4 separate regions of the Homo sapiens genome follow, and all the other regions are linked to region 1. Evidence: chromatin contacts called from ENCODE Hi-C or POLR2A ChIA-PET data. All regions are on one chromosome and are shown on one strand. Each heading gives the region's core, a stretch centred on a gene start or an enhancer-like site at or near the end of the contact. The rest is flanking DNA. Distances are from core to core; before and after follow the strand shown. Region 1 holds the start of FOXJ3 (forkhead box J3). Region 2 overlaps HIVEP3 (HIVEP zinc finger 3). Region 3 overlaps HIVEP3 (HIVEP zinc finger 3). Region 4 holds the start of HIVEP3 (HIVEP zinc finger 3).

The links. Hi-C counts contacts between places; a loop is a spot of excess contacts on that map. ChIA-PET counts read pairs that join two places held with the same protein, here RNA polymerase II (POLR2A). Pooled maps may share reads with other maps.
Region 2: a loop to region 1 is called in a map of PC-3, with 6 times the contacts of the local background. The contact joins the enhancer-like site here to the promoter of FOXJ3 in region 1. A Hi-C loop is called at or near these places in 1 of 168 maps with a recorded cell type or tissue (PC-3). POLR2A ChIA-PET finds 5 or more read pairs at or near these places in 1 of 52 experiments (B cell).
Region 3: a loop to region 1 is called in a map of CD8-positive, alpha-beta T cell, with 2.7 times the contacts of the local background. The contact joins the enhancer-like site here to the promoter of FOXJ3 in region 1. A Hi-C loop is called at or near these places in 2 of 168 maps with a recorded cell type or tissue (CD8-positive, alpha-beta T cell and naive thymus-derived CD4-positive, alpha-beta T cell) and 7 of 50 pooled maps. POLR2A ChIA-PET finds 5 or more read pairs at or near these places in 1 of 52 experiments (CD4-positive, alpha-beta T cell).
Region 4: a loop to region 1 is called in a map of CD4-positive, alpha-beta T cell, with 2.8 times the contacts of the local background. The contact joins the promoter of HIVEP3 here to the promoter of FOXJ3 in region 1. A Hi-C loop is called at or near these places in 2 of 168 maps with a recorded cell type or tissue (CD4-positive, alpha-beta T cell and CD4-positive, alpha-beta memory T cell) and 9 of 50 pooled maps.

Annotation. Positions count from the first base shown.
Region 1 is chr1:42,332,719-42,338,873 of GRCh38, reverse strand. FOXJ3 (forkhead box J3) reads left to right here and starts at 3,639. Exons shown (of 13, transcript NM_014947.5): 1 at 3,639-3,815. RefSeq lists a silencer at 3,603-4,122 and an enhancer at 3,707-4,664.
Region 2 is chr1:41,838,455-41,844,609 of GRCh38, reverse strand. The region is part of intron 1 of HIVEP3 (HIVEP zinc finger 3); the gene reads left to right. Among named protein-coding and RNA genes, the nearest start is that of HIVEP3, 77 kb to the left of the region's middle. Within about 2 kb of position 3,654, at least 4 of the 41 ENCODE cell types and tissues checked have a DNase peak (open chromatin) inside an H3K27ac peak, as active enhancers do; they include PC-3, where a contact is called at or near this core.
Region 3 is chr1:41,888,771-41,894,925 of GRCh38, reverse strand. The region is part of intron 1 of HIVEP3 (HIVEP zinc finger 3); the gene reads left to right. Among named protein-coding and RNA genes, the nearest start is that of HIVEP3, 27 kb to the left of the region's middle. RefSeq lists an enhancer at 3,170-3,469. Within about 2 kb of position 3,230, at least 28 of the 41 ENCODE cell types and tissues checked have a DNase peak (open chromatin) inside an H3K27ac peak, as active enhancers do; they include CD4-positive, alpha-beta T cell and CD8-positive, alpha-beta T cell, where a contact is called at or near this core.
Region 4 is chr1:41,915,787-41,921,941 of GRCh38, reverse strand. HIVEP3 (HIVEP zinc finger 3) reads left to right here and starts at 3,020. Exons shown (of 9, transcript NM_024503.5): 1 at 3,020-3,529. RefSeq lists silencers at 3,689-3,738, 3,790-4,084.

The sequences.
Region 1 (6,155 bases), core at 2,390-4,889:
CCTCCCTTCTAGTCCACTCCCGTCTCCCAAGACAGTCAACTACTATACTCTTTTCTGTGCTGACACTGGGACCTTATAAATAATAACAGCTGTCTTGGGGACCTTTATTTTTGGCAGCCTGTGCATGGTCTCTTTTGCTACATAGCTATGATTATTGTTCCCATATTATAGGCAGGGAAACAGAGGCTAAGAGAAACTAAATAACTGATGTAGGCACAAAGGAAGTAAGCTATGGAATATTAGACTTGAATCTAGGTCTGCCTTCTCAATCTAGGCTTTAAGCTTTTCCTCCTCACAATGTTCCAGAATTCCCCCTGCTGCTTTGGCCATCCTAGCTTTTTATTTATTTTTTATTTTTCTTAGAGTCAGGGTGTCACTTTGTTGCCCAGGTTGGTCTCAACCTCATGAGCTCAAGTGATCCTCCCACCTGGGCCTCCCAAAGTGCTGGGATTACAGGCGTTAGCCACCATGCCCGGCCTGCTTTATTCTTTCTTTCTTTCTTTTTTTCTTTTTTTTTTTTTTGAGGAGAGATACTCCTCCACTTTTTTAAATCTATATATTTAAGGTACACAACATGATGTTATGGGATAGTCAAAAAGTCACTATAGTGAAGCAAATTAACAGAGCCATCATCTCACACAGTTATCCATTTTTTTTGTTTATTGTGGCAAGAGAAGCTAAAATCTACTCATTTAGTATGAATCCCATATGTAATAAATTTTATTGCCCCTCCACCTTTTAATACCCTGGGACTCATACTTCTTTCCTTCCCAAAGGCTGCTGATCCCCACCTTCCCACCTCATTCTGGCAGCTATCCACCTCTGTTCTCTCTCCAGCCCTATCCCATATTAGCTCAGGATGAGCACTTCAGGGAAGTGCCTTAGAATTCCAGACAAGTGAGAGAAGCGGAGCTGCCCAACACTTGTAAGAGGTGGTGCTAAACAGGAGTTCAAGACAAGTCTGAGCAACATAGTGAGATCCCATTTCTATAAAGTTAAAAAATTTTTATAAAGGAAGAAAACCCCAAAAGCTCCAGACTTGGAGCTAAGTCTAGTTTCTCTCTCTTTTTTTTTTTTTAAAGACAGGGTCTCACTCTGTTACCCAGGCTGGAGTGCAGTGGCGCAGTCACAACTCACTGCAGCCTTGACCTCTTGGGCCCAATCCTCCCATCTCAGCCTCCCACATAGCTGGGACCAAGGATGCACACCACCCTGCCGGCTAATTTTTTTATTTTTGTAGAGACAGTCTCCTTATGTTGCCCAGGCTAGTCTTGAACTCTTGTGCTCACGCAATCTTCCGCCTCTGCCTAAGTGTTGGGAGACCATAGACAGACTGTACGTTATTTATTTTTTAGAGATGGGGGCTTGCTGTGTTGCCCGGGCTGCACTTGAACTCCTGGGCTCAAGTGATCCTATCCTCCTGCCTCAGCCTCCTTAATAACTGGGATTACAGTCAAGCGCCACTGTGCCCGGCTGAGACTGCATCTTATTTATCTTACTCATTGCTACTATCTAGTTCAAGCCATCATTCTGTACCTGGGTAATGGAGCCTCTGGCTTCCACCATTGTCCTCTTAGTTCTGCTCTTAGCACGGCGGCCAGAGTGATCTTTTGAAAGCACGAGTCAGATCCTATCACTCCTCTGTTCAAAGCCCAGCAGTGGTTCTGTTTCAGCCAAGATTCCTACAGCTCCCTACTTGAGACCCCTCTCTCTGATCTTATCTCCTCATTAGGCTCCCATTTGCTCACGGCTCCAACCGTCCTGGCCTTCTCATTATTTTTAACACTTCCCGAGGCTTTTGTCTCCAGGCCTTTCCACCAGCTAGCTGTTCCTTCTGCCTGGGACACTCTTCCCCAGACAACTGCATGGCTGACTCCCTCAGCTCTTTCAGGTCTCCGATTTAAAGTCATTTTATAAATGAGGCCCATGCTGACGGCTCTATTTAAAATTGCAGGCCAGGCGCGGTGGCTCAGGCCTGTAATGCCAGCACTTTGGGAGGCCGAAGAGCGCGGATCACTTTTGAGTTCGGGAGTTTGAGACCAGCCTGGCCAACATGGTGAAACCCCATCTCTACTAAAAATACAAAAATTAGCCGGGTGTGGTAGCGCGCGCCTGTAATCCCAGCTACTTAGGAGGCTGAGGCAGGAGAATCACTTGAACCCGGGAGTTGCAGTGAGCTGAGATCGCGCCACTGCACTCCAGCCTGGGCGGGAGAGCAGGATTCCCTCTTAAAAAAAAATTGCAAACCCCCTTCCTCCAGTTTTCCTCATACCCCTTACCCTGGTGTATTTTTTTTTCCCCATATGCCTTCTAACATATTACATAATTCTCTTACATTTATCATCTTTCTCCTTATATTAGAATGAAAGCTCCAACAGGGAAGGGTATTTGTTTTCTCTCTCTCTTCTGTTTACTGATACATCCCAAGCACTAAAATAGTGTCTGGCAACCTTAGTAGTGATTGGCAAATATTTGTTGAGTGAATGAGTACATGAATCTTCAGAATCTTGCTAGTCTTATAAAGAAAAGGAATATGTGAATACTTTGAATCTCCAGTGCCTAGAAATGCTTGACCAAACGGCAGGTGTTCAATGTTTACTGAAGGAATTGTGTGCTCAGATCTGCTGGAGGTCTTTATCTGAACCCTTTGAGACTATGTCAAAAAAGTACCCAGGGCCAATTCACTCATGCCTCTCCTTTTCCTCTCATCCAATCAGCCTAGTATTCATCTAACAAATATCTAAGTCTCCAAATATTGAGCCACCCATTGTGAGTTCAAAAGCGTGTTTGGCGCTGCAGGGGAATATGTGACTAACGCGAATGAAGCAACAGCAAATACTACACTGGAATGTAATTAAGTGTGAAATTATAGGGCAGATTATCAGTGCTAATAGTTTAGAGAAAGAATCAGTGAAGACTGACGTAGAAGTAAATTCCAAAGTTCACTCGTCGACCAAACTACCCTTCTAAACGCTCCACCTACTGATAGTAGTACCATAACCTGGGTAGCTACCTTGAGAATTAGAAGGGCCTTTAGAGGTCCAACTCCTTTAAGAAAGAAAGAAAGACCAGGCACGGGAAAGGCCTCCGCAGACATGAGTCTAGCACCTGGGACTCATGAAGTTCTGAAAAGAGGGGTGTCCTGAAGGTCCAAGGCGCCTTTGTTGGGGGTCCCGGAATCCGCGGTGTGCCAGGTCGGAAAAGGCGTCCGCTTTCCTGGAGAGGAGGCTAAGGTGCCGGGCGCTTCGGTGAGGTGGCGGATGTTGGGGGGCGGGGGAGGGCAGAAGGCACCATTCCTTCGGGGCATGGGGCCCCAGGTATCCGTGGGCAGGGTCCAAAGCCACCGATCCCTACTGTCCTCAACTGCGGGGTTGCCTCCGCCGCCTTTGCTCCCAGACGCCACTCCGAGGCACAAGGACCCCAAGTCGCTCGGAACTGCCGGCCGCTAGATGACACCGGCTGCGCCGATGCAGAGCCTCGGGAGTCTCAGGGCACTACTTGTCCCAGCGGAGGGATCCTGCGTGCGTCGAAGCGACCGTGACCGCGCAGGGACTTGACGCCGCTGACGCCGGGCCGGCGGCGCAGCGACGCCGCAGGAGGCGGTGGCGGCGAGGGCGGGCGGGGGATGCGGGTCGGGAAGTAGTTCCGGGTGCGCGGCCCCGGATGTTGGCTGCTCTTGCTGCCGCCGCCGCTCTCGGGGCTGCTCGGGGCCTCGACCGCTCGCAGTAGGCACCGTTGGGACCTTTCCCGGGGGGGCGGAGACGCACGGAGCGGCCGGGGGCTCGGCCGGGCCGTCCCGGCCTGCGCAGCCTGAGGTAAGTGCCCCCCGCCAGGGCGGCCGGGCCTGGGCGGCGGGCGAGGAGGCGGGGCTGTGGCATCTCCCGGGACGGAGGCAGGGGCTGTCCTCCGCGAGACGCCCTCTCTCTTCCAGCCGCAGCCGCGTTGCGGGGTGGGCGGCGGGTGGGGCAGGGGGCCTGGGCCCCGGCTGGGGCCTGGCGGACGCCGAGGGCTGGGTCCTTCCCTCCCCCGCGGCGCTTCTCAGCTGCTGCTGCCCCTCAGCTGGGAAGCAGCGGCTTCGCGTCTCCCGCCCCTCCCCCAGGCGGGGCACCGGGGAACCAGACGTGGATCCCGGGGGCGCCTAGTCCGAGGGCAGCGACCGTCTCCTTCCCTCCATGACCTGTCCCTTGGCCTGGGCTAGCCCCCGACCCCGGCACTCTGCGGCTTCTTCCCTTTAAGCTTGGGGGCGCTTTTCTGCCGGCAGGGCGGGCTGTACCTCACGCCTTGGAGTGGCCCTTTGGGGAGAGGAGGCCCATGCGAGGGTGCTTGCGTTCCCGCCCATCCTGTGTCTGTGTCCTTTGCTGGGATTAGGGCAAAGGCAGCCGTTCCATGCGGACGTGTTGCTGTCCTGTGTGTGTTGCATCCTGCCCACGTGGTAGAGTGTCTCCCGCCCCCCCTCCCAGCTCCATTTTTGCAGCTGGTGAGGAGGGAGGTTAACGGGATGGTTTTTCCTCTGTGATTTCCTCCGGGTGGCGTGGAAGGTGTTAGGGTCAGTTTGCTTTGCCGAGGCCGGCTGTTGGTTAGATGAAGAATCGAGAGTTGTACTCTGAAATTGAGGCCAGTAGGGGACATAACAGGGCTTAGTTTCATTAACATCTTTTTTCCTCTTCCATTAGCTGCTCTTATTCTTTTCTCTGTTGCTTAATTATAGAGAATAAGCGCTTGCTACCGATGCATTCAGGTGTATAGTTTTCATTTCTCTGTTTTACTTTTTGTGTGTCTGGTTAGCAAAGGTTTTACTATTCCGTGTTGGTGCATTCCACGTCTGTGTTGTCCCTGGTTGGATTCCTGAATGAGTTAGAGCCATTCACTCTAATTCCTGAAGGAGTTAGAGATTGGTGGGCACCTTTTTGGTCTTTTTCTGAGATTTATTTGTGTGTGTTTTCTTCCTTCTATTTTGTTTCCCAGTGAAAAAGCGTGATGTCATAGGAGCGTTATATGCATAGCTCTTTTTCTCACAAGGCAGCACTAGTTTCACCTAGTCACTTATTTTGTAGAAGCTCTTTTACTTCACTTTTCCTCTTACTCTGTTGAGTACCCATTGCACACTCTTTTTTTGAAACTGGTTTGAAACATGGTTTGAGTAGTTTTTTTCTTAATGTCTCTTCCAGATTAGGGTTTCCATCTTCTGTTTTGCTGTTTTGAGACCACAGATTGTTCCCGCAATAACAGTGAGAGAAGCCTATTCCTCCTGGTCCCTAGCAAATATTTATAGAAAAGCAGTAACTCCTCTCTTTTTCTGAGTGGTATATATTATATAGACGTGATTAAGTTTTTTAGTTTCTTAGATAAATAGGAGGATTTCTCTTTTTGCTTTTGTGTCTCAGAATTGAGGTGAATCTTCTTGGTTTTGTGCTGCCGAGGACAAAACTGGGAAGTTTCTCATGCTTTCATTAGATTTTTTTTGGATGAGGCTAGAACGTGTTTATTTTGGCTCTTTTTTGTTCATTAGTTTGGGTAAAATAAAAAAACTTAATGTTTCAAAGTCACTTACTAGATTCCAAAGTGGCCTGCATTCTCACTTTTTCACATTGTACATTCTTTGAGTATATTTTTGACATTTTTTTCCTTTTATCTGGTACAGTTCGTATATTCCCTTTCCTTCTATGTAGAATGAAAATATTTAAATATAGATTTTAGATTATATTTTTTCATTATGCTAAGTATGGGTGGGGCAGTGGAAAATGGAGAATGTTGTTCTGATACATACTGAGGCTTTTTGTTTTTTTTTGGTAAGTCAGCATTTGTGTACTTCTGTAAAGTACCGAGTTATCTATGTGTGAAGTCTGTATGAAGAGACGAATAAGATACGTGGTCTCTTGGAAAGCTTCAACTTATATCGAAAGAACAGAGTTTCTTTTTCTGTTCGGGAAACATGTACATCATTCAGAATTATCAAACTGCATCAAACTTCTCCTTGGGATAACAGTACAACCAAGGTCAAAAGTGTAAGGGACATTTGAGAAAGATACAAATTTCCAAAGGGAAAGAGGTGTATTTCAGGAGAGTGAAGGGGCCTGTGCAAAGCGAGAGAAGTGGCAATGTACAAATGATATCAAGGAGCTTGACTGTCAGATCATCTGTGTTGGTGAATAATA
Region 2 (6,155 bases), core at 2,405-4,904, 490 kb after region 1:
GGTTTGTAGTTTCCCCACTTAGAAAATGAAAGGGGTGTACTTAAATGGCTCTAGGGCTGTCCCCAACACTGTGGTTTTCAAGCCCTGTGACCCTGCGAGCAGTTAAGGTAAGAAGCGGCATCGGATGACGTCTAGCGATACTGCTGGGGAGGAGAAGGGCGCCTTTGCCTGCAGAGGACTCTGTGTGCATGATAACGTGTGTTGCTACTTGTGTCTCCCTCTTGGACTAGAAGAGCTCAGGTTCATCCTTAAAATAGAACATTCTATCTGAGTAAGTCCAGAATCCCTGATGTTCACAGAGGAGATGCAGCAGCACTGTTCATTGCGTTCTTCTCCTTGTTAGTTTAGTGTGCTGCTCCCTTTCAGCCCTGAAGGGGTTGTTGTTTTCCATGCCCCTTGGCTGAACTGATTCTCAGTTTGCAGTGGAGGTGGACTTGGTGGGGCTGGGTCTCCTTCTTTTGTTCCTTGGTGTCAGAGGCTCCCTCCCCTCTTTACTATCCTCAGTTTGGCTGCCTGAAGTCTTTCATCCACCCTGGTGAAGCAGGCAATGAGAGGAGGGAGTGTGTCATTGGTATCAACATTGTCCCATGTGGAGCAAAATCACTGTGAATTTAAAAATCAGGGAATTGAACAATGAGAACACATGGACACAGGAAGGGGAACATCACACACTGGGGCCTGTTGTGGAGGCCCCACACACGGAGGGGGGAGGGATAGCATTTGGAGACATACCTAATGTTAAATGACGAGTTACTGGGTGCAGCACACCAACATGGCACATGTATACATATGTAACTAACCTGCACATTGTGCACATGTACCCTAAAACTTAAAGTATAATAAAAAAAATCAGAATGTGTGTAAAGGTGTGGGGGCAGAGTTGGGGCCTCCAGAAATTTCATTTAGAGGGAGAAATGTTAAACATGAATAGAAGCCTTTTCTCTTTTACTTTTAAAGGGTGAGTCACGTTGGCTGTAGTTACTTTCTTCCTTATTCCTCAGCATTTCCTCTGTTTTTTTTTTTTCTTAAACTACCCGTCTTTAGCACTCCTAGCTGCTGTGAAACAGGGCAACAGAAGAGTGGCTTCTGGAATTGGGTTTCACATTCTTTACTGGAGTTTGTGGGAGGATGGCGTGTTCCCTAAGCATTGCGGAGGAAATACTGATGCCCATGCATCTTTCATTGGAAATGGGTCCTGAAATGTTTAATTTGTTGAAATCAACTTCTGATTTATGCTATTTTCCCAGGACCTTTTAAAAATATATGCACAAAAATCCCTCTGTTACTTCTTACATTTCGTGTGATGTCCTTTGTCTCCATCAACTGTTGTAGAGAGAAACTGTATTTGGAATATTCATAACAAGTCTATCGCTAATTATCACTTTAACAATGTGTTATGGAGTGTATCCATGCAGTCATCTGGGAAGGCGCATATGCCGTGAAATGTGGGGATTTGCTGTGTACTGCTTGTGCCTGCTTTTAGCGTTTCCTCAGGTCTTAGGGAGGAAGTAGAGGTGCTTGGTAACGGGGAACGGAGGGGAGGACTTCACAGCTGAGGGCCTGCATCCTGCATTCCTGTCCTCCCAGCAACAATTTCCAGGGTACATTGCTTTTGAGCGTAAGAAAAGCCTTTATTTGAAACAAAAATCTTTCTCCACACTGAAGCCTCATTTCTGGAAAGCTGCAGAGATTGGAACTGAGGTTACCCCAGGTCAGTGCCAGGTAGACAGATCCTAGCCATAGATCTAATTGCTGATGAAGAAAGAGGCTGCTGGCCTTAGTGCCTTTCTGATACTCTAGCAAGAAGCGGGGGGCAAAAAGAGCTAAAATTGCCACCTGATTTGCAGATCTCAGAAGCAAATGAAAAGGAGCTTCACCATCTCGAGGGATGAGAAAGAATGCTGCTTCCTTTTCTTTCTTTCTGCTCTCTTTTCTCTTGGGAAGGAGAATGAACTCATGCTGGGCTCCTTCTTCAGGATTCTCAGTGGGTCTGAGCTGTGGGAAGCTAGCATTCTGTTATCTCAGGGGCACGTGGAGCTCTTTCCACCAAGACCTCCTGATTGGCATGGATAAAGCCCCAGAGGCTGCTTTCAAATGAGGCCAGAGTAATGGAGCATAATGGAGCAAACCTCCTGGTGGAAGAGTTCAGTCCTACTGCAGTGATAAATCAGGAAGCCTTTATGAGGGGCCAGTAATGGGACAGTGGGGAGTGAGTTGCCAAACCTGGCTCCACATGACTTCGAGGCTCCTTTGTGGGTCCTGTTTTTAGTGCCAATGGGGGATTCAGGCTCAATCTTTTCTGGGTGTCCTGGGAATATTCTGAAGGGTTTAATTTGGATAGTTTTAGAGTTGCATCTGTTATAAAGATTTAATAATGAGTTTTTATGGCACTTGGAGCCTGGTTTTGTTAGATGTTACTTTAGAAATAATAACAGCACTTTATTGCTGTTATTATTGAGTGCTTACTATATACTAGGTGCATTATTCATCATAATCATTAACAGTGAATTTTTTTTTTGAGATGGAGTCTCTCTCTGTTGCCCGGGCTGAGTGCAGTGCTGTGATCTCGACTCACTGCAACCTCCACCTCTTGGGTTCAAGCAATTCTCCTGCCTCAGCCTCCTGAGTAGCTAGGACTACAGGTGCACACCACCACGCCTGGCTAAGTTTTGTATTTTTAGTAGAGATGGGGGGATTTCACCATGTTGGCCAGACTGGTCTTGAACTCCTGACCTCAAGTGATCCACCTGCCTCGGCTTCCCAAAGTGCTGGGATTATAGGAGTGAGCCACCCCACCCAGCCAACAACGAATATTAATGCAGTACTTATGATGTACCAAACTCATAAGCACACTTACCTCACCAGGTCTTAGAAGAACACTCCCTCTGGAGCCATCACTTACGCGTGAGGACATTGAGGCCCTGAGCTTAGATAACTTGTTCAAAATGGCCCTGCTGATAAGCTACATGGACGAAGTCAGCGGTTTTGGGCATGTCTTTCCACCAGCTTCTGGAAGAACAGCACACAGGCCGTTCCCCTCTCCCCCATTTTAAAGTGGCAGGAGAAGGTGGAATGAAGAAAATAAATAGGGCTGTTCCTGGCTCTGTGTGGTCAGAGGGTGATACTGGTTCAGGGTCCAGCTTATCAGTGCTGCACTGATATTCACAGAGCATTCGGCTCCGGAGGCTTTGCACTGTTTGTAATGCATTGTCAAAACTTGGTGTTGGCTGCCTGTTTAAAGAATTGATTTAATAAACACCGCGTTTCTGGATGTTTGGTTTCTTTGTTTTTGTTTGGGGTCATGGAGGTGGGATCCTGGAAGAGTTGGATGGAAGTGTATTTGACAGGAGAAATTCTGGGTGTGTTTAAAAATCAAGCCACCACAGATTCTGATGCAGCCTTCTTGAAGACAGGTGTGTGTGGGCAGGTGTGCTGGGGGCACTGGGATGGGCAGAGGAAGTGGTGGGGTTTGTAGGTGGAAACGCAGGGCTGGCTTTGTTGTTGTCTGCACGGCCCTCCAGGCTACAGTCATTAACTGCACCAATACTGCCACTAATAGGTGGGTGATTCAGCTCCTTCCTGCATTTTATTACCGGACAGAGACTTTAACAGCCCTTTGATTTAGCAAGTTAATAAAGTAAGTGATCAGGCTCCACTGTTTAACCACTGACTGGATGGCCTGGGGCTTGTTGCTTTCTGGGAACCCTTCTGATATTGTTTTAAAATTAAAAGGAGAGAAAGTTATGGAATTTGAGTGCTCTACTTGAGTCTCCTGGCTCCTTCCTAGGCAGCCTCACCAGCCCAGCATGCCTGGCCTCCTTCCAGTGCCAAGCTTCCTCTGGTTATGTCGTCCAGTGACTGGCTGGCTGGCACGGCCAGGATCTGATGGGCTCCGTGGGTGTCACTGGCCAGGGGTTAATATCCAAGGGATTTGAAGGTCCTGGCTGTCTTTGAGGGAGAGAGTTGGATGAGAATGTAGGGTCTCGTGATGGGGTCCTGTATTAATTTCTCGTGGCTGCCATAATAAATTAGCACAAACTGATGGCTTAAAACACCAGAAATTTATTCTTTCATGGTTCTGGAGGCCAGAAGTCTGAAATCAAGGTGTCAGCAGGGCCATGCTTCCTCCAAAGTCTCTAGGGAAGGATCCTTCTGTGCCTCTTCTAATTTCTGGTGGTTGCTGGCAATCCTTAGTGACCTTGGCTTGTAGAGATGTCATCAGGTCTCGGCCTCTGTTGTCATCACATGGCCTTCTCCCTCTGTGAATCCATGCATGTGTCTCTCCTCTCCTTATAAGACACAGTCATGTTGGATTTGGGGTCTACTCTATTCCAATATGACTTCATCTTAACTAATGATATCTGCAAAGACTCTATTTCCAAATAAGGTCACATTTTGAGGCTCTGGGTGGATGTGAACGTTGGGGGGACACTATTCAACCCAGTCCGGGTTTTTCAGGAACAAGTGACAAAGAGGCGGGGACGGTGGCAAACTGATTCATAAAAGGAGGCGCGACGAGAGCCAGGCTCAGGATTCCCAAACAGTTTAGGCAGCACTGTGCAGTCGATCTTCCTGAGATGATGGGATACAGTTCTGTCACTATGCCACTTGAAATATGCCCAGTGTGGCTAAGGACCTGGGTTTTAAATTGTATCTCATTTAAATAGTCACACAGGACTAGTGGCAACCATGGCAGACAGTGAGGCTCTAAACCCTCCTGAGAATAAAATAAGAGAAGGAGGGTTTGAATGTTTAATAGTTTGGGCAAGGTCATTTGCATCCAGGGTGGTCACCGGGGGCTTACAAGGCTAAGCAAGGTAGACCGTTACTCTGTTTCCCTCCTTGATTAGGAAAAATCCTCTGTGACATACAGCCAGCCAGGCTGCATTTCACTTGGGGTCCTCTGGACCCCAGGCGTGGCCATTAATCTGGGCTGTGAGTGGTTACCTCACTCATGTGTAGTCACACACACAGAGCATCCCATGCCCCACTCCAGAGTACTCACGCCCTGGGCCCTGCGATTTGTTAGTTCCATCCCTGGAATCCTCCTATGGGCAACTTAGAAAGGAGGTGCCTTGGGGGTGCCCACAGGTGGCCCTACCTTCATCTCCTGGGTCAAAGAATGCTTCCTGGAGGAAGTGATGCTTGAGCTGAGACCAGTTGCTGCTGCAGAGTCCTGTCTGTTTTCAGTACGTGAGAGTGAGCTGAGAACTTAGGACTGCAGGTCTTTAGAACCAGAAGGAACCCCAGCAATCATCGGGACAATGGTCTTGCAAGTTCTGAAACCACCAGAGGCTCTTCTTCAAAGGAAAGATCACCTGTACTCTTGATATGTAGAGCCAGTAACAGAGGTGGGTGCTGCTTTGGATGGGGAGGTGGGAGGAGAAGGAGGCCAGAGACCTTCTCAGGGCTCCACCTTCCCTCCTCTGTGGACCCTGTAGCATAGGGTGAGGAAATCACAGGTCAAGGCTGGCATCCCTGTGGCAGACCAAGAACTGGAGGTTCAGAGAGGTAGAGAAACTTGACAAGGTCACACAGCAAATTGATGAATATTGTCAATTGGAAGATTTTGAGGATCTATTCCTGGACCCCCAACCCCCTGACATCCTTGACACCCTTCTTGAAAGAAGATAATTTGGTCCAGTTGTCAGCTATTAACACTGTGGGATATCTGCTCTCTGATCAGATGCTCTTTCTGATTTTAATCCCATCAGGAAATGGTGTTTTGATTAGTTGCTATTGTTGTTTCGCAGACTGACTGAGATTCGTAGGTAATCCTAAATTGTGCATATTACCCTTCCTAGCATGTGCCTGCTATGTGCCAGACACTGGGCAGAGTCCTTCCTCTCACTGTGTCATTTATTCTCCATGGATCCCTGATACTGGTATTATTGACTCCATTCTATAGATGAGAAAACTGAGGCTCGGAGAGGTAGAGAGTAGGATTCAAAGCCTGTGTTCTTTGCACAGGGAGATGCTGCCTCCCTAGGAGGATGGTGATAAATCTGAAATGTTCTTGATGAATTAGAAAGCAGGTCCTAAAAAATCAGGGTGCCATTTATGGGTAAGGACGAGACAATGTGGCTCAGGAGGGAAGGGGAGGCCAGATCCGAGGCCGACCACAAGCGGATATGAGGCAGCCAAGCATCCTGACA
Region 3 (6,155 bases), core at 1,981-4,480, 440 kb after region 1:
TCTTGCAGCGTGCTTCTAGAGTATGTGTTTTAGATTGCTTAGTAAGGCCTGGTTATCTGTTAAATATAGACAACATTTTAATTTATTTCCAAGTAGACAGACTTGGGACCTTTCAAAGCCAGCATGCAAAGGCCAGAGTCACCTTCAGTGCTGGGTTACAGCAGAGAGCAATTTCAGGCCTAAGATGTCATTCGCAGCAACCTTAGCACTGGTCATTGTTGTTGAGCCACGATATTTGAAAACATTGTGTTAGAGTATATTCATGCCAGCCTCACTAGAGCTCATTTTGAATTTCTGGATAAACATTCTGGCGTTGCTGCATGTTTCGGGAGTGGAAATGTTTGAATGTTTGCCATTCTGGGTGATGGAAGGAAAATAGAAAAAGCAAGTGGTGAGATCCTTGGTCTCAGTGTTCAAGGGTAATGTAAACAGTATAAGGTTAACATGGAATGAAGGTTGAGAAGCCACATTTGCTGCACACCTTGATAGGAGAGACTAAGGTAGATAATAAATGTAAACTTTGATCTGTAAGGCAGCCCTGTGAGTGAGCTAATGGAAGAGTGTAGGTTGTGGCTCCAGATTGCTGAATGTGAATCCTGTGTCCTCCTCTTACTAGCTGGGTCATCTTGGACAATTTACTTAATTTCCCTTCACCTCAGTTTTCTCATCTGTAAAGTGGGGAGGTCAGGTTAACACTACAGCATAGGGTGATTAGGAAGATTAAATGAGTTAATATGTATGAACTGCTTTGAATAGTGCCTGGTACTTAGAAACTGCTACATAAGTTTTGTTAAATATATAAAATAGGCTGGGCATGGTGGCTCATGCCTGTAATCCCTGCACTTGGTGTGGTGGCGAGTGTCTGTAATCCTAGCTACTCAGGAGGTTGAGGCAGGAGAATCACTTGAACCCAGTAGGTGGAGGTTGCAGTGAGCTGAGATCATGCCACTGCACTCTGGCCTGTGCAACAGAGTGAGACTTCGTCTCAGAAAGACAATTTATATATATATATATAAAAAATAAATATTATATATGCATATTCATATATAATATATAATATATAATTTTTTCATATTCATATATAATATATATTATATGTTATATAATGTATTATATATAAATATGCATATTTAATATATAAATATATAATATATAAAAATATGTATATATGAATATAAATATATATGTATATCTATATACACACACACAAACACATACACACACACATATATATAAACCTGAGGCTCTGACAGGTGAAGTAAGTTATACAAAGGCCCCTGGGCTAGTCAGCAGTGATGTTAGAATTTGAGCCCAGCACTCTTAGGCTCTAGAGCAGGGTTTCTCAGCCTTGGCACCATTGACATTTTGGGCCAGATGATTCCTTGTTGTGAGAGCTGTCCTGGGCATTGTAGGAGGTATAGTAGCAAACCTGGCCTCTACCAGGGCCCACTAGGTAGCGATAGCAACCCCCTGACCCCCAGATGTGACAACCAAAAATGTCTTCAGACATTGATGAGTGTTCCCTAGGGGGGCTAAACTGCCCCCAGTTGAAAACCACTGGGCAGAGAGAGGGATTAATATCCTGGAGAGTTTTGCAGCAGCCTGACTTCTCAGTTCCAGGGTTCAGAGCCCAGTTCCCACTTATCACCTTATTTCCTTACAGACCAATGGTCAGAGAAGGCCAGGATCATGGTGGCTGGTATGTGTACACACAGCAGCCGACAAGCTTCTGTATGTGGGTTTGAGCCAGAGGCTTCTCAGCTGTGGGTTTTTTGCTTTTCTGTTTTTTTTTTTTTTTTTTTTGAGACGAGATCTTGCTTTGTCACCCACGCTAGAGTGCAGTTGCACGAACATGGCTCGCTACAGCCTCAACCTTGCGGGCACTAGCTGTCCTCCTGCCTCAGCCTCCCGAGTAGCTGGGACTACAGATGTGTGCCACCACCCCTAGCTAATTTTTGCATTTTTTTTTTTAGAGATAGGGTTTCACCATGTTGCCCTGGCTGGTCTTGAACTCCTGAGCTCAAGCAATCTGCTCGCCTCAACCTCCCAAAGTTCTGGGATTACAGGCATGAGCCACCGTACCCAGCCTTTGCTGTTTTTTGAGCTGTTTTCTTTTCTTCTTTTTGGCTGGGCACGTTCAGACTATAAGGTGGGCCAGGCTATGTGGCTGGTTTGAGTTTCTCTCTGCAGCTGTCAGCAGCAGAGTCCAGGCAGCCACACTGACCCATGCTGCCTTTCTTGGAGGCACAGCTGGTTGATTTAACTGGAGTCACAGTGTGAAGGGTCCCAGAGCAGAGGGGTCAGCTGACAAGAGGAGAGCCAACGTTCAACATTTATCGTTGCCATGTCATGATACTGCCTCACTCAGCACTTATTCTGATTTGCAACATCTGGGTCTTTTTTTCTTCTCTTCCTGCCTTCTCTGTGCTCTCTTTGGGTTTCAGAACTTGAACCTGTGGCAGCAGTGGTAGGCTGTGGTTCAGAGCGTCTGGGCATATGTGAGATGTGAGCAGAGCCACTGTGTTCTTGGCACCCAGCTGCTAGTTCCGCTCTCAAAGCCCCATTTGTAAGAAATATATTGACCAGCCGCTCAGTGTCTCTGACCAAGTTCTTAGAAAAGTCTCAGAGCTAGCAATATGTTTTACTCCTAGTGGGTGGGTGGAGATGGGATGGGGAAAGGAATTTTTTGTTGTTGTTGTTTATTTGTTTTAAGATAAAGCTCTGGTGTTTGGACTCATTTAAAGAGAGCTATGCAGTGTCTTGTTTGAATGTTTGTTTTTATGGGTTAATGGCTTTGCATCAGTAGTCACAGCTTCGGTGTCCAAATATTTTAGTTCTGGTTCAGAACCTACTTTTCTCTTGTTTTGATGCAAGCTATTTTCCTAGGGTACTCTATTTCTTTTCAATAGAAAGGTGATATTCACCCTTGCACTAAATGAGTGTTGATATCTGATAGGGAAACAGGCAGCTCTTGTGCTGGCAGAACCGATGTGCCTTTCTCCTTAAAATCTCCAGGACGCTTTCTCTCGTGAGTTTTACTCCTTGCCTTTTCCCATTGGAAGGCCATCTCTTTTCACAAGCAATGAAATCAGGACATGGGAAGAAGTGACTGTAGGAGAAAGAAGACAGCTGTCAGTAAACGTAATTAACCCCGATCTCCTCTGGAGGGCTGCCTCTTGAGCGAGCTGTGCTTTAAACCAGCCCGAATGGATGTTCAGAACAGAAAGAGAAAGTGAGTTACCAAGGACTTCTGGGGAGTGCCGTGAGCAGGGGTTCCTTTCTTACCTGGAGGGAGCCCCACACATTCAAATCATTTGCTGAGATCTAGCTAGGTGCTGTGCTGGGGACACACCGATGACAGCCTGTGGAAATGCTGGGCCTGGTGGACCCAGGAAGCGTTGACTCCCAGAGCAGGAGGGGCAGCCCGTCTTTGCAGCATGGACCTTGCTGTGGTAACCCACACCATCAGCCCTTCTGCCCCGTGACACCACCACTTCATTGTCAGGAAGCACAGTTAAGGGGAAATGAGTTTTGTATTTTAGCAAAGTTTAATTGAAACTCAAAATTCCCCCCAGTTGGATGCAAACTGTCTTATGTGAGTAGAAATACATGTGCAACCCAAAATTGGGAAATAAGTTTGGGGCTTTTGGGGTTGGGCCTGCCTGCTGTTTCCCTGTTTTTTTTCTGTGTTCCTGCACATTGATTAGAATTCTTGTCCCTGTTAGTCCAGGGTGAAAGGGGAAGGCTGGCAAGTTTGGACACATAAATCTTACACCAGACGAGTTTCCTGGAAAAAGATCAGATCAGGCCTAAAGCAGGGCAGTCCTTCTGGCAAAGTGACTCTGTGTGGTCAGGTGGCAGTGGCCATCTGGGGAGCCCGGAGCCTCTGGGTGAGGAATGTGTTGGCCACCTCTCCAGCTGGCCTGCTCGTTTCAGGGCTCCCGTGTGGTGGAAGCAGGACCGTAGAGAGGCAGCCTCCCAGGCAGGCTAGTCATTCAAACCTCTCCCTTATGCATTATCTAATAATTATGTAGTAAGGAATGGGAGAGCTGCCTGAGTGGAGCGTTGACAATGTGCAGGTTATATAAGGAAGCTTGCCCAGAGACCTGGGTTAACAGGCCTCACATTTCTCATCCCCCTGACCCCAGGGTTATAGACAATTGCCCTTCAGGCAGCTGCCTGGCCAGCCCACGCCTTGCCCAGACTTGGAGTAAGATTCTGGAATCAGACAAATGTGGGCTTGAATCCCAGCTCCACCACTTACCAAGTTGGTTTTCCGGGGGAAGCTGCTTAACTTCTCTGAGCCTCAGGCTCCTCATTTGTAAAATGGTCCAAGGATTAAATGACAAACTATATAAAAAGGGCCATGGATCATTCATCTCCCAAACCTCAGCATCACACAATAATCCCAGGTAACAAACCTGCACATGAATCTACAATAAAAGCTGGAAAACATAAATAAGGGCTGTCACAGTGCCTGTACTGTGGCTCTTCAGAACTCAACCCAGTTGTCACTTGGCCCAGGAATCAGGCCCTTCCTGGATTCCAGGTCCCTCATTTGTGCCCCGAGCATCTTTTCTACCCTAGCTCTTGTTCACTTTTCTGTTTCTCCCTTTAGGCTGTAAGTACCTTGGAGGCAGGTGCTATGTTTGGTTGTCTCTGTGCTCAGAGCCTGCACCAAAGCAGCCAGCACTTAAGGAGTGCTGACTGAGCATTCCAGGCTTGGTTCTAAGTAATTTACATGTGAAAATTTATTTAAACCACACAGCAACCCATGAGGTAGGGACTATCATCATCCCCATTTTACAGACAAGGAAACTGAGGCACAGGGTAATTGAATCACATGCCCAGTGGCACAAAGCTAGTCATTGGCCGAGCCAGGATTTGAACCAGGTACATCTGTTTCAGAATCTGTTCTCTTAACCACTGTGCTGTCACTTGAGTTGTTCATTGGATGGTGAGCAGATGGGGCAATGTTATTATGGTTAAACTATTATTGTTAATTCCGGGCAAGCCACTTGCCTTTCTAGGCCTGCTTCTTTGTTCATTAAGTGGGGAGCAGGGTTCTTGTGAGGATTAGATGGGAGTGATGAGTATAAAGGAGACTGCAAACCCTATCCAGAGCCATCACCTTGGGAGTGTCACCGTGGTAATCAGAGTCCGTTATTCCTACAGGAGCTCCATCCACAACTGCTCTGCAGGGGACAATGGGTGCCCTCATTCCCCACAGGGCTCCCTACCCTCTCCATCGATACACACTAACATATGGGAAATGAAGGCCCACCCTGCCGGGCTTTCATACTCTAGAATGCGTGAATTTTTGCTCTTGGCAGCCCATTAAAAGGGCTAGAGTCCCCCATGCTGTCCTTTGATGGTGGAATACAGGAGAGTTTAACCTCAGGCCCTGCAGGAGAGTTGAGGCAAGGTGTCCCTCCAGTCCCAAGGAGAAGGGGGTGCTGCCCTTCAGACTCTGCGTAGGTCTGGAATGGCAGTGGCTTTTGGGTAATGAGGTGGCAGTGTCGGGGACATTGAGAAGGTGGATGATGTTATTGTCAGTGACTCCACAACTCCTGCCTTTTGATATTCCAGCCACGTAAAGCTGCAACTAAGGTTTCCCAGCAAAGACTTGGAATGCAAAGCACACTTTAAAGTGTGTGAGTTTGTGTGTAGCAGGGGATGTGGGGTGGGACTGTGTGAGGTGTGGGGTGTGTGGTGTATGTGGTGTGTGTGTGTGTGAGATATGTGTGTTTGTGAGGTATATGGAGGTGTGTGTGATGTGTGAGGTATGTGGGGGGTGTGTGTGTGGTGCTTGTGTGTGTTTGGTGTGTGAGGTATGTGGCGTATGTGTGGTGTGTGTGGTGTATGTGTTGTGTGGTGTGTGTGTGTGTGTGTAGCGTGTGAGGTATGTGGTGTGTGTATGTGGTATGTGGTGTGTGTGTGGCATGTGTGGTCTTTGTGTGTGTGTGTGGCATGTGTGGTCTTTGTGTGTGTATGTGGCATGTGGTGTGTGAGGTATATGGTGTACGTGTGTGGGGTATGTGTGTGAGGTATGTGGTGTGTGTGTGAGGTATGTGGTATGGGGGCATGTGTGTGTGGTATATGTGTGAGGTATGTGGTGTGTGTGTGTTTGGTATGTGTATGAGGTATGTGGGGGT
Region 4 (6,155 bases), core at 1,771-4,270, 420 kb after region 1:
GGTGTGTGTGTGTGTGGTGTGTGTGTGTGCGCACTTTTTGGGGAAGAGCAGTGGCATTTCAAAAGGAGCTGATATCCTGCCCCTATTCAACCTTTGGCTTCTATTATATTTGGAACAAACCTCTCACTTTCCAAAGAAGCTGTGGACCTATTTCTGTGTCCAGCCATTCTGTGTGGAGAAACTGACCATGTTCCTGATGTCCCTTAATTTGCCTTTAAACTGCTGCCTATGATTCTCCTCCAATCCTGATTCTCTGAGTTTGGGATTTTCCAAGACTGTTTTCTGGAAACCTGTACAGTTACTTCTTAGGGGTCTGTATTAGTCGGTTCTCACACTGCTAATAAAGACATACCTGAGACCAGGCAATTTATAAAGAAAAAGAGGTTTAATGGACTCACAGTTCCACATGGCTGGAGAAGCCACACAATCATGGCAGAGGTGAAGGAGGAGCAGAGGCACATCTTACATGGTGGCAGGCAAGAGAGCGTGTGCAAGGGAACTACCCTTTATAAAACCATCAGATCTCATGAGACTTATTCACTATCACAAGAACAGCATGAGAAAAACCTGCCTCCATGATTCAATTACCTCCCACCAGGTCCTTCCCATGACATGTGGGGATTATGGGAACTACAATTCAAGATGAGATTTGGGTGGGGACACAGCCAAACCATATCAGGGTCTTTGCAGAATCATGAGTTTATCAGTACTAATTAGTTTTTCCTCCCATGTCCCATCTACTTTGTATCTTCCCATATTATTCAAAATGTCTGCTTTATTGATGGCATCTTTCCCTGGTTCCCAGCATTGCCAGTGAATTTACCATTCCCCAAACCAAAAGCCCCCGTATGGAAATAGTGGAGAGTTCTGACACATCATATGGATAGATGGACCAAATGACCTTCCAGACTCATGTAACTCTGGGAGGCTTTTTCTTTAAAGCAGCATAATTAAAGGGTTGAGAAAAACTTTTACTGAAAAGGACAGAGAGATAGAGTTTAGTTTACTCAGGAGAACAGAATAAGGTGAGACTTAAATGGTGAGTCACACTAAGCCTGCTGAAGATACAGCAGGAGGGACTAAGATTAAATTACAGCTGAAGTGATTCATGTTGGTCACTACAAAGATCATTTAACCCTTAAAAAGTTGTGTGGCATCATGATACATTGCAAAGCCAAGTTACAAAGCCTCATTTTCTGGAGCTGTTCTCTTTAAAGGTAAGAGGATGGACTCGAATCACCTTCTGAATTATCGGACAGCCCTGTGACATGATTATACCTTGGTGCCTGAGATGTTAGATGGGAAATAAACAGCAGCATCTAGTAAACTCTCCTGGGGTAAAAAACAAAACAAAAAAAAAAAAACCATCTTGTTTTCACCCAGTCTTACTGATTTTTTTTTAGTGTGAAGACAGAATGTTTTTGTCAAAAACAAGTTCTCCAAATTTATAAACCTGATTGGAGACATCTTTAGTTTCTTCTCAAACATGCTGGGAAAATAGGAATGTCACTGAGACTCCTTCACCATCCCCTCGCAGCCCCTATTCCCCGGGGGGCTGGGTAGATGGAGAAGCAGGGGGCAGGGGCTGGACCAGGGAGAGAGTGACAGGCTCTCTGTGGTAGGTCTGTGCCTTGTCACAGAGCCTCCTGGGCTCAGGTCTGTGGTGGCCGCGGGAGAGCCAGCTCCACGCTGTGTGGCTGGTGACATTTCCGGCTGCCAGGGCCCAGCCAATCAGTGATGGACCCAGCTTGCTTGGGCGATGACACATGAAATATGATAATTTTCTGCCAAAGGGCCCTGGAAGAGGGGAAGGAAGAGAGTGTGTGTGTGTCGCTGGGAGGGGTCCACACAGGAGCGCCTGTGATGAGGTGGGAGGGTGACAGTGCACTTGTTTTCACGGTTTGCCTGGCAGGACTAGGCAAGGGAGGGAATGGGCTGTGATGCTGGAGCGGCTGTAGGAGCGCCCCTGTAGCTCCCGAGGTGAGCCACTGCCGCTGCTCTTAGGCGGGAACCAGCGGAGGAGCAGACAGCGCCATGCTGGAGCTCTGGGGCTGGGGTGAAAAAGAAACTGTCAAAGACATTTGCCTTCTTAACACACGTGAGCAAGGTTAGGACTCTTGTTTCTTCTCAGCGCTACCTCTTTAAAAGCCAGAACAAAACTGCAGTAAACACCATCTGGGTGGCTGAAGTACTCGAAGAATAATTTTTTTCAAAAAAATTTAGGCTGGAGGTTGTCTCTCCCCCTACCCTGTTTTTCTACCTCCATACCTCCATGCTGACCCTTAAAAGAAAAGTGAAAAACAAAACAACAGAACTCAATAACAAAATCTTGAAGAAGGGCCTAAGTCTGAATCGTAAAGACTCTAACTAAGGTTCAGGTGGTAGTTCTGATTCCTGATTCTGGTTGAAAGAAAGTATGTCTTGGAATGCGATGTGGCTCTGGATTATGTTCGACTTTAGAAATAGTGCCAGAACTATTCTTTGATTTGTGGACATGGACCCTGAGACTGCAGAGCAAGGCAGGGCAGGGCAAGGAGTGCCCGTGTTGAGCTCTCAGGTGCAGAGACCCCACTCCCTTCAGGCACTGTTGAGGCTCCCCGGCCCCTGATCTGCAGCCAGAGGCTGGTGAGGTGTGACACGCTTGCTGACAAGAGTGCCCTGTCTCGTCTGACCCGTGAACATGGGTGTTCAGAAGTGAAGGATCATAGTGTTTACATAACGTGCCAATTAGTACTGAGAAGCTCATCAGTGCAATAAATATTTATGACTTGCATTTGCATTTTTTCTCTCCACGTATATATATATAATATGTGTGCATATATATGTGCATATATATGCACATATATTATACATATATGTTGTTTTTTAAAAAGCACCAATAAATGAAATCCTTATCACTGTGTGCAAGCCTACTGTGCCTTTAGGCATGGGACTGGCTTCCTGCGCTGGGAGTGACAGCTATTCCGAAGTGATAATTGGTGTACTGTGTCTTTAAAAGGTTAAACCCCCTTTCAAAAAAGGTCTGGACTCCTAGTGGAAAAGACAAGCGAGGCATGGGTTGGCTCTGGATTCAGAAAACAGCTGCTGATTAGATTCTGTGTCTGCAGGCTGAATTTATTCCGTGTTTTTCAGCAGCACGAATTCAAGAGGGATGCTTCTGTTTGGGTTTCTGATCGTGATTTATATTTATTCAGAGGAATAACAGAGGGTGGATCTGTTCCCGGCGCGAGCATGCTCACAACCAGCCGACTCTCCCATTATCCAGCTGCCTAGTTTGGTGCTTCAATGTACATGGCTATTCCGTGTGCATATGTGTGTATACAAACACGCATGCATGCCTGGATGGACATACGTATGCACAGGTTATTTTTTAAGGACAATTCTTTCAATAAGGTCTTTACCCCTTACTTGAAACAGGTGTTCATGAAAAAAATGCACAAAATCCTGCCTGGCCGGAATAATTCATGAAGAAGGGGCTGGATCCGTGGGTCAGAGAACACAGGACCAGTTTGCCATCCCAAGGCCGAAGGTAGGGGACTCTGGGTTTTTATTCGGCGGATGGATTCCTTGCGCTGTATTTTACCTTGTGATTGTGTTTTTGCCTGAGGCCGCACCGCGAAGCAGAATAGCGAGCTGCGATTCCATTTTGTGTATGCCTTTCTTAGGCAAGGTGTCCGGCTGCCGAGACGCAGGGGCCGGCCGGGTGGGCTGCGCGTGGCGGCCAGTGCCCCCGGTGGGCTGAGCGCGCTGCTCGGCCTGGTGCTGGGGAGCGGCGCGAGCCTCAAGTGACCCCCGCGCGTCAATCACAGGCGGCGGCGGCGGCGGCGGCGGCGGGGCTGTAACCCTATGCGCGCCGTGCGCTCCAGCGCTGCTTGCAGCAGGCTCTGCTGGGCTCTGCACCCGCGCACTGGCGGCCGGCTCCATAGGAGCCTCGGCTGGGGGGCTTAGGCATCGCGTTCCGTGGCACCGGCGTTTTCTTGTGCTGCCTTGGCTGCTGCTCCGGATTGTTTAGGCGGACTGCAGTAGCCTGCTTGGTTGAGAGTGAGATTCGTATGATGCTGGCTGCTGAGACAGAGGGGATAGCTTTCTTTTTCCCCCTTAATCCTAGCCCCCTGAAAATATTCCTAAAGCAAAATCATTTCCCAACCCCCAACCTGACCCAACCAAACCCAAACCAAACTCCTATTCTATAGGGGATTCTTGCCTCCCTGCTAGCAGAGAGAGTGTCCCCTCCAAGTTATGCCCCACATTTTACTATCTTTTAAATGGAAACACTGATGGTGCCGAATGGTCCCTAATGATATTGTCCAGGCTGCTGAGGACTCCTGAGTGTGGCAGTGGTGCAGAGGAACTTGGAGGCTCGGCATTGGTTTCCTTTAACGTAGCTGGTTTGGTTTCTGTTGCAGGTCAGGAATATTTCTGTGGCTAGGCCCTTCCTTGAACTTCGGGGGCAGTGGTTGCAGGAAGAGGGTCTGCAGATCTGGTCGCTGGGTGAGCAGCACCCTGGCCCTCTTTCTGGTATACGCTGACGTTTCTGGTAGCCCTTGGCATTGTAACCACAGCAGCCAGGTGCCCACTGGCTACCTGGAGTGCTTCGGTTTTGTTAACTCTGGTGTGCATTTTGGGTGTTACGGGGGGAGGGAAGAGGAAAGAGGGAGAATGAGGTGTTTGCTGAACTGATCTGCATGGCAGTGTTCTCCAGCCCATGTTTGTGTGATTATGTAATGATCAGACGTGTGCCCAAACAGCTCCCCACCATCTCCTGGCTCTCCCCCAGACTGAAGAAGTTGGGTGCTACAGTTGTTTAAGACGTCTTTATGTAATTATGTGTATGCTGGGGGCAGGGAGAGAGTGGGGGCAAGGAGGAATAATTCTAGCAACTTAAATGTGAAGAATACAGGTCAGTGATCGTGTGTCCCTCTGAGGACAGTGTGGTATTAGCTCTGGGTCAGTGTTGATCTGAAGACCCTCCTGTGTCTCTTTCAGCCAGTAATTGCTTATCTGAACTTTCATTTGGTAATTTCACCCCTCTTGCACCCTGGAGACAGTTGGACCCAGGAGAAGGACCCCTGCAGGGCCTCCAGTTTCCCAATTCCAGGCAGAAAATGAATCCTGAAGCCAAGGTAATAGGCCAGGTCCCAGCTGTTCTTCATGGTCCTGCTGAGCAGCCAGTGTAGGGAGGAGTTCCTGTCCACTAGGGTGTCACTTGTGCTCTGGGGTTGGGCTATACTGTGGGGCTGAAGAATAGACCTCAGATGCCGTCTGAGCTGTTTGACATATGCTCTTTAAAGTTGTGATGGCTTGCAGAGGCTGGAGGCCCTTTACATAGTTGCATTTAAAGATTGTGGGAGTTTTTTGCAAGGAAGGTGGACAGCTGTCCAACTAAGACACCTGCAGGCAGGAGGAGAGGGTGGTGTGACACTTAGCTCTCTGCTTCCTCTCCACTCCATCTAGTTAAGGCACCCACAGGATACAGAATTGTTAACAGGGGCCCTCCTGTCACACCCCTGAGCGCCTCAGCCTGGGGCTGTTGGGCAGATTTGTTAATTTGATGGCAAAGTCTGGCCCCTTAAGGCTAAGATTGTTTTTTTGCCCTCAACACCCCAGTGGGTTTGCTTTGAGGGCCAACTACTACTGTGAACTCTGTGGCAGTGGATCAAGATGTGCTCAACTGGCACTATTGTTGAGCTGTCTCCGCCCATTGTGTTTAGTGGCAGCCACCCTCCTTGGAGTGGAGAAGTGTGTGCTGCCTTTGGGTCCTTGCCAAGTGAGCTGTTGAGACATTTAGTGTGTGAAAGGTACAGGCAAGAAGAAGATGCATTTAGTCTGAAGTCCTGGCAGGTTCTAGGACATGATTTGATGAAAGATAACATTAAGAAAGCTGTGTGACAACTGGATAGCATTTAACTTGTCTCTCACTCCCTACTCTGTGAATTCCCTAATGTCTTTAAGGCTCTTTTTTGCCCTCCATCCTGCCCATCAAGGAGTCCCTGACATGCTGTTCTCCATCCTGTTTCCTGTGGAGTCAAAGTGTATTTACAAATCTGCAGATGCACTAGGCGGGCAGGGCTGGAAAACACTGGCTGTATCAACAGGCAGCACTAGCATTCTGGGTCAGACTTGGCCAAAGCCCGTGACCAATTTTCTTCCTTATC